Linked DNA regions of Homo sapiens: region 2 is linked to region 1. A link is a contact called in ENCODE Hi-C or POLR2A ChIA-PET data. All regions are on one chromosome and are shown on one strand. Each heading gives the region's core, a stretch centred on a gene start or an enhancer-like site at or near the end of the contact. The rest is flanking DNA. Distances are from core to core; before and after follow the strand shown. Region 1 overlaps LOC105378977 (a long non-coding RNA gene). Region 2 has its middle 110 kb from the start of LINC01948.

The links. Hi-C counts contacts between places; a loop is a spot of excess contacts on that map. ChIA-PET counts read pairs that join two places held with the same protein, here RNA polymerase II (POLR2A). Pooled maps may share reads with other maps.
Region 2: a loop to region 1 is called in a map of Right ventricle myocardium inferior, with 11 times the contacts of the local background. The contact joins two enhancer-like sites. A Hi-C loop is called at or near these places in 4 of 168 maps with a recorded cell type or tissue (CD8-positive, alpha-beta T cell, Right ventricle myocardium inferior, cardiac septum and 1 more) and 6 of 50 pooled maps. POLR2A ChIA-PET finds 5 or more read pairs at or near these places in 3 of 52 experiments (CD4-positive, alpha-beta T cell, activated naive CD8-positive, alpha-beta T cell and naive thymus-derived CD4-positive, alpha-beta T cell).

Annotation. Positions count from the first base shown.
Region 1 is chr5:56,326,726-56,331,131 of GRCh38, reverse strand. All of the region lies in intron 2 of LOC105378977 (a long non-coding RNA gene), which reads right to left. Among named protein-coding and RNA genes, the nearest start is that of ANKRD55, 96 kb to the right of the region's middle. Within about 2 kb of position 2,076, at least 8 of the 41 ENCODE cell types and tissues checked have a DNase peak (open chromatin) inside an H3K27ac peak, as active enhancers do.
Region 2 is chr5:56,372,515-56,376,920 of GRCh38, reverse strand. No RefSeq gene overlaps it. Among named protein-coding and RNA genes, the nearest start is that of LINC01948, 110 kb to the left of the region's middle. Within about 2 kb of position 1,745, at least 3 of the 41 ENCODE cell types and tissues checked have a DNase peak (open chromatin) inside an H3K27ac peak, as active enhancers do.

The DNA.
Region 1 (4,406 bases), core at 827-3,326:
GTGTGTATAGCAACAGCTCATTCCTTTTTATTGCTGATTAGAATGGCAAGTTTCATTGACTGTCAGTCACCCTGGAGTGTCATTCCTGGCTGAGCCTCTCCCTGGCATGTGGACACTCAAGATTCATTCCCCCATCATCTGCCCACCTCCCTCCCACATCTGAATCTGCAGCTGTTTGCCTTCCCCAAATCCTCTTGTCACTGTTTGACGAGCAGTTACTGTTAGAGTGATTTCCTGGTGGGTTGCAAAATGTTACAATGTAACCAAGTATTAAATGAGCAAAATACTCTCCAAGGAATTGGAGGAGGTTGTCTTCAAAGTTGAATCTCAAAAATTCTGATTTTTCTACATTTCTGCTTAGTTCATCCTTCTAAAAAGACACCGTCATTTCTAATATGGACTCACTAAAGACATAAAGATGGCCAGTACAAGTAAGCTAAGACTACTGAATGAACACTCCAATTACCTTGTTTGAGGTTGGTCCCAAATTTATCTTTTGGTTGGCCTGCACGGATAATAAATAAATAAGCAAACAACAATAGAATAAATACCAGTGGCCTAAGTTCCACATCATTAGCATTTTGTGTTCCCAGAGCTACCATGTGGATCAGATTCAACTGGTATCCTGAGGGCTCCAGTGCTGCCTTAGAAAAATGATTAGTCTGGTGTACCAACCTCTGGGAAGTCTGCTATAGCCAGATTCCAGGAAATAGGCACTTTGACAGAGTCTTCAGCATGAATGCCCAAGGGAAGGAGAAGCTCTGAAAGAAAATTGTTTTAAATAGCTGCCTAATGATTGAGCGTCATGAAATGCTTTCACTTGGCAGGGCAAAATTGCACTACCTAGAAATGTCTGGGTGGCATTTAGAGTTGACAGACAGTAATGAGCGCTGGTTAAAAAAAAAAAAAAAGAGGTATTTTAGTGCTCTAGCAATTGCTAGACCTTCAGAAACACATCTCCCTTCTATATTTACACCTGCATTTTAAAAAGAAAAAAGAACAAAGAGAAGGAAAGAGAAAAAGGAAGGAAAGAAAAAAGGGAGAAAAGTATATCTATCATTTTATCCATTTCTAAAGACTCTTACATCAATTTAAAAGCTAACCATAATTGATCTTTTACTATGAACAATGTTTTGTGCTAAGTGCTTTACAAATATTAGCTAATTTCATCTTCACAACAACTGTTTAAGGCATACAACATTATTTCTCCCTTCTTACACATAAAGAAACTGAAGCTTGCCTGAGGTCATCATCTAATTGACAAGTCACGGTTCAAACCTAGGTGAGTCTAGCTTTAGAATTTGGGTTTCAATCACCGTATGGCATTGCTTCTCTTTCCTAACCTGGACTTAGTGATTGTGCAAACAGTGATGTCAACCATCTCAGCTTGCCTGGGTAGGGATGAAGAGAATTTCCTTCGCTCTTGCTTCTGAAGTTTAAATAATTTGAGTCTATAAAACAAACTAACAATAGGCAGATTCACAGGGAAAAAAAAGTGTACAAATTTTATTAATGTGCATATGGACACAGAAGCCACACACAAAGTATGAGACTCAATGGAAAGCCAGATGGCTGAAGGTTATATACCATACAGCAAGGAATAGAGGCTTGGGGCATGGCAAGACAAGTTATTGGAGGAAGAGGGGAGAAAAGGCATGGTGAGCAAAGGCTATCTTGTTATGCAGATAGAGCCCCATGGATAGCAGCCCTCGGAAAGAACAGACAGTATCCTGCTCTTATGTGGTAAAACTTTATCTGTCAGACCTTTTGAAGTGTCAGAACTTTAGTCCCTCTTTCCTGTGATTTAATCTTTCCTAGGTCTGGATAAGGGAGGCCTTATAAAACCCTGTTTGTGTCTGCTGTTAACTTCATTTCACTAATGTAGATTTCCTCTACAGATGCAAATCTCCCCGCCTCCCCAAAAGACAGCTTTTCAAAGCTTTTCCTGTGGTTTGCAGTTCCTGTGAATAGTCATATCAAAATATACCAAAGAAGTATATTTTGGAGTGGCATATTTTTGTTTCCTTTACCTGAGACCCACAGGACCTAAAGCGCTAAAACCTGGAAAGTCCCAGGCTAACAAGCATGAGTTAGTCATCCTCCAAGAATGCAAAAATATGAAAGAAACCTCTCTCTACTCAGTGATAAAGCTTCTCCAACTTAAGTGAAGGGACATTATAGTGTGCAAAGAGACCAGGCCCTAAAAGAACTGAGTCCTTGTCTCAATCTGCTTATAGCCAGCTCCAAGAGACCTTGACCAAGTCAGGTGACCTCTCTGGGCCTCAGCTCCTTCCTTCTTAAAATGATGAAGGTGGGTTAGATAAACAGGTCTCCACTTGGCTGTACATGAGAACCATGTGAGGAACTTTCAGTAAAGGCCGGTGCTCAGACCCCACCCCACCCCTGACCAATCAAATCCCAGAATATCTGGGGTTGGGGAACTGAATTTACTGCAGAGAACAAAGCATACATGTCCCACTTCTTAGAGCTAACAATTTAGTGGAGGAGCAAAAAGGCAAACTATGATTCATATACATATATATATATATATACACACACACACACACACACACACACACACACACATATATATGATCCTCCCTTCTATATTTATGCCTGTATTTAAAAAAAAAAAGAGAAAAGAACAAAGCAAAGAGAAGGAAAAAAGAAAAGGAAGGAAGTAAAAAAGGAAGAAAAGTGTTTCTAATCTGTTTGCCTGTTTCTAAAGACTCTTACATTAGTTTAAAAGCTAACACTAATTGATCTTTTAATATGAATATATATATATACACATGAATCATACACACACATATAATTTGTAGTAAGAGCTATTAAGGTGAAAATAATGTTATGAGAATTATGAAAAATTAATAAGGGGAACATAATTAAAGGGAGAGAGTCTGAGAAGGCTTCTGTGTGTGTCAGAAGAACAAAAAATTGCAGTTAGGCATACACATTACAGGGGAAAGAGCTTTCTAGTCAAACGGATATCTAACTTGGTTATCTGCTTCCGTATATGTCTACATACATACATACTTATACTATATGTACATGAATGAATGACTTACTTGAAGACTCATAGCCAGAACAGAGGGTGGAAAGGAGGGCGGAGAGTGGTGGGGAGAGCGGCACGCAGAGTGCCTGGGGAGGTCGGCAACAGCCAGACCATGTGGCAGACTTGAGGTTTTATCTTAAGTACAACAGCAATAGCAAGCCAGTGGAAGGTTTAGGCAGGGGAGTTACACTTTCAGATTTGTGTTTTTAAAAATTCACTTGTGCTTAAGTGTAGAGGATGGTTTGGATGGGGCATAAGGAAAAGAGAAGTTATAAAGTTATCGCAATAACATGAGTGAAGGTTTTGTTCCTTGATGATGCCAAATTTTAGCAGAATTCTGGGTACCTGCAGAGACTCACTGGAGTAAAGGAACAGGAAACAAATTTGATAGAATGCAAGCGGCATAACTCATGAAAAATCAGGAAATCGCTTTATACTGAATGTAGATGAGTGAGTGCCCTTGGCTTACTGCGTGCTATTCTCAGCTGCCCGAGTGTATTCTGTCCCTCATAAAAGCACACCGAGTTGCCCTCCCGCCATTCCTCTTCTCTCTCCCACTGTGTCTCTTCTTCCTTGTCATTGTTTATGTCTCTATTCCTAGGCTTAGGGTGGCATTCAACCTTGGAGCTCCCATTTTCTATCCTTGCAAGGGTTCCCTTTGTGCACTAAAGCATGGTTGGAGGAGCACACTAATTGTGCAGAGTTTGGCCACGCATTGATTTTTTAGCTTTTTGTCCCCTGGTGGGGTGGCTGGTCCCTTGGCCTCAGTCCATTTCCTAATGGATAGGTGTCAGCTTCACAAAACCATCACCTCGATTAGCACTAATTACCACCTTTCAGAGCCATCATCACCCAAAGGCTCTGGATTGAAAGGTCAGCAGGAAAATGAACTTCTACTCACACCTTCACGGGTGGTCCCTGGCTTCTGATCATGCAGAGGACAAGGGCTAATAGGGACAGACCTTTCCGCCTTTCTGCTCTTAGACCAAATGTTTCTTGAGAAGTCAGCCTTGGGACCCCAAGCCTCAGCTCATGAGATGACTGAACCCATGGCAAAGCACAGTCTTGTTAAACTTCCCTCCCTGTCCTGTCTCCCAGTGGCCTTGGGCTCTCCACACCCAGCCCTCACCCTCAGCCTCACACCATGCTGGTGAAGGAGGTGGCAGAAGCATGCCCACACTCCCTCTAGGTGTGTTTATGGTGCCCATATCCTCTTCCAGGCAGTGAGGGAGCTGTCACCCAAGGATAGGTAAAGAGAGCTCAGCATCAAATACAACTTGTCAGTATAGCAAGTCCATGAGCGTGTCTTTCCATTTAATCTTCACAGTACTTTGGTGGGGGACACAGTGCG
Region 2 (4,406 bases), core at 496-2,995, 46 kb before region 1:
CCTTTGATACTTTGATACGAACAGGAGGCTAGAGGGCAGGGTCCCTGGCAAGGGCTCACCCTCAAGTCTGGACCTGCAGCCCTAAATGAGAACAGGCATTCTTGTTTTCATGCCCAAATGTTGTATTTTGGCCCACCATGTCCCCCTATCCTGTACCCACGTAAACCCCAAACCCCAGGCTCCATGAGCAGAAGAGCAGCAGAAAGGCAGAGCAGCAGAGCAGCAAGGCAGAGAAGAAGAAAAGAGAGGAAGCATCTGAATGTCGAGAGGAGAATGTCGAGAGGAGTTTAGCTGGGGACAGTCATAGATGAGATAGGCCTTGGGACAGCCAAACTCCAGGGGAAGATCATCTTCCCACTCCATCCCCTCTCCAGCTCCCCATTCTGCTGAAAGCCACCTCCATCACTCAGTAAAATCCCTGCATTTACCATCTGGATTCTTCTTGGATGCTGGACAAGAATTCAGGACCCACTGGGTGCAGGAACTCAAAAAGGCTGTCACACTGACTCTTCACTGAGCTGTTTAACACTTAAGCCATCCCTAGACAGCAGGGCTAAAAGAGCATTGCAACACCCCTAGCACTGCTGTGGGGTCAGAGCTCAAAAGCACTCACCCCAGCTCACCTGCATGCTCCTCATTCCTTAAGGGGTTTGGGCATGGTGACCAAATAAATGAGCCATACCCCTGTCACACGTCCTGCGATAGGGTCAGAGAACTTTTCCATTTCACTTTGATGTGTTCCTATGTGAAATTTGAATTAGAGTCTTTAGTCTCTTTTTTTCTCCATCTTTTATAAAAATGCCTTTGCCCCCTCTCACTTCTCTTCACTCACTTCAGGTTCTTTGATCTCCCTTATACAATGTTCTCCAAGGGCCAGAAGAAAATGCTTTAGGATCAATTCTTTCACACTGGGGTACATTCACAACATGTAAATGACTGATAAGGCCTAATGACTTATTCTCCCATTCAAGGTATCAGAATCTCAGTAGTTGTCAAAGAACCAAAGAAATCTATGAAATCCCAGGCATGGATGAGCATAGTCAGCTGGAAGCATGGATGCCTTGCTGTTGCTTCTGCAATTGCACTAAGTTAACACTTCCAATTCTACTTAAAATAAATATTTTAATCCTCAGTCTAAAGTTTTAAAAGTCAATGATGCACTCTGTAAAACTTCCTACTTAGCCTCTGGAGTCCTTGTGGGCAGCCACTGTGCTAAGCACATTAGTAATTAAAACTCCACGTGTTCTGTTCTTAAATAGTCTGTAGTTCTGGTGCTTTTGGAAAATGAATTATCTTCTCGAGACTTACCTGTAGGACTCCTAAGATAACCTCCAAGGTATCAACTGTATGTTAGTCAGATATGCTTTCAGAGCACCATAAACTCCACTGAACATGATTGCTTTTCCCCCCAATATTTTTGAATTAGGTTGTTCTGGGGTTGAAATGAATCCGCTGCCTCTTAGCCTTCTATGTTCGTACAAGCATTCTTTTGGATCTTCTGTGTCACTCTCTAAATATGATTCTTCATTTTAGCATCACTGATGCTGCTGACAGCTCTAACAATTATGCTTGAAGACAAAAACCTTAATTAACCTAATCGGCCGGCCATGGGGCTGACAGGTATGCCATGCTGTCACTGTGGTTCATGATGTACAATCTGTCATGAATAGAGCACTTTTCCAGCTGCTCTGGCAGGGCCACCTGCTGTCTGTGCCCCATTTCCTGCCAGGCAGCTCTACGACCTTCAGCAGCCAAAGCCAAGTGATTAGCGAAGTGGTCACAGTTGTGCCAGCTCAGTCTCCGTGGGTTTTGTTTGGATGGCAGAGAATTGGGAGGCTCCAGAAAAGAACCACATGGAAGTGTTGCCTTTATATAAAGATATCAGGAAAGGATTCTGCCTGCATGAAGGTAGTGAAAACAGACTCAGGTCCGATCTTTCCTTTCCCAGGCCCAAGCAAGTAGGATTTGGCCAATATGTTTCTAAAAATAAATAAGCACCCTTTAGCTGCTCACCCAGTAGTAATGAGAGGATACAGAAATATCTAATAAGACAAATCTAAAAGTTGAAACCCAGACCAGCTTAGCAATGAATATTTGGAAATACAAATTTTTTAAATTACCATTATTAGCATCAAAAATATGAAATGCATAAGGGTAAATCCAATAAAATATGTACAAGATATATGCAATAAAACCATAAAACATGGTTGAGAAAAAATAAATTTTGAAATAAATGGAGAGATACATCATATTCATGAGTCAGAAGACTCAATATTGGTAAGACATCAGTTCTTCCTAAAATGACGTATACATTCAATGCAATCTCAATTAAAGTTCCAGTAGGCTATTTTTGTAGAAATTGACAAGTTGATTTTAAAATGTATATAAAAGTACAAAGGACCTAGAATAAGCAAAGCAACTTTGAAAAACAAGAACAGCATTGAAGGACTAATGGTCTCTGATTTTAATTTATAAAGCTACAGTAATCAAAACAGTGTGGCAATGGTGTAAAGATAGGTCAGCAGAACAGAATGGAGAGTCCAGACATAGACTCACACACATATGGACAACCAACTTTCAACAAAATTACAAAGGCAATTCAGTGAAGAAAGAATAGTTTTTTTACAACAAAATATGCTGTAATAATTAAATAACCACATAAAAAATAAAAATTTTGATCCACATTCTGCACAATATACCAAAGTTAATTTAAATGGATCATAGGCCTAAAGATGAAACCCACAAGTACAAAACTTCCAGAAGAAAACACAGGAAAAATCTTTGCAATCTTGCGTTACACAAAGATTTCTTGGATATGGCAACAAAAATAGGACTCGTTTTTTAAAATTGATCATTTGAATTTTATAAAACTTAAAACTTCTGATTTTTGAGTATGCTGTTAAGAGAAATGAAAAGACAGGCCACAGACCAGGAGAAAATATTTGAAATCATATCAGATGTCATAAATCTGATAAAGGACTTGAATCAAGACTCTATAAAGAACTCTCAAGCTCAATAGTAAGAAAGTAAACAACCTGATTTCAAAACTGCACAAGAGATTGAATGGGTGATAAAGCCCAAAACATTTAAAAAGAGGGTCATTATCATAGTCACTGTCAAGAAAGAGCACACCCACCTCAGCCCTTTAGTACCATTGTCTAGAACAGCTGAAGCAGGAAACTTCACAAGTAGCTCTGACTTTGGGAGAGTTTTTACCCAAGCCATTGTTTCACCTAAGTGTCCTCAGTCTTCCCAAAGAAGATACAAAGATAGCAATAAGCACATGAAAAAATGCTCAACATTGTTAGTCATTAGGGAAGTGCAAATTAAAGTTGCAATGAGATACCACTGCACACCTATCAGAATAGCTAAAGTTAATAAGATTGACCACACCCAAATGATGAGGATATGGAAGAAATGAAACTTTCTTTTTTTTTTTTTTTTTTTAATTGATCATTCTTGGGTGTTTCTCGCAGAGGGGGATTTGGCAGGGTCATAGGACAATAGTGGAGGGAAGGTCAGCAGATAAACAAGTGAACAAAGGTCTCTGGTTTTCCTAGGCAGAGGACCCTGTGGCCTTCCCCAGTGTTTGTGTCCCTGGGTACTTGAGATTAGGGAGTGGTGATGACTCTTAACTAGCATGCTGCCTTCAAGCATCTGTTTAACAAAGCACATCTTGCACTGCCCTTAATCCATTTAACCCTGAGTGGACACAGCACATGTTTCAGAGAGCACAGGGTTGGGGGTAAGGTCACAGATCAACAAGATCCCAAGGCAGAAGAATTTTTCTTAGTACAGAACAAAATGAAAAGTCTCCCATGTCTACCTCTTTCTACACAGACACGGCAACCATCCGATTTCTCAATCTTTTCCCCACCTTTCCCCCCTTTCTATTCCACAAAACCGCCACTGTCATCATGGCCTGTTCTCAATGAGCTGTTGGGTACACCTCCCAGACGGGTTGGTGGCCGGGCAGAGGGGCTCCTCACTTCCCAGTAGGGGTGGCCGGGCAGAGGCGCCCCTCACCTCCCGGACGGGGCGGCTGGCCGGGCGGGGGGCTGACCCCCCCACCTCCCTCCTGGACGGGGCGGCTGGCCGGGCGGGGGACTGACCCCCCACCTCCCTCCCGGACGGGGTGGCTGCCGGGCGGAGACGCTCCTCACTTCCCAGACTGGGTGGCTGCCGGGTGGAGGGGCTCCTCACTTCCCAGACAGGGCAGCTGCCGGGCGGAGGGGCTCCTCACTTCTCAGACAGGGCGGTTGCCAGGCAGAGGGTCTCCTCACTTCTCAGACGGGGCGGCCGGGCAGAGGCGCTCCTCACATCCCAGACGAGGCGGCGGGGCAGAGGCGCTCCCCACTTCTCAGACGATGGGCGGCCGGGCAGAGATGCTCCTCACTTCCTAGATG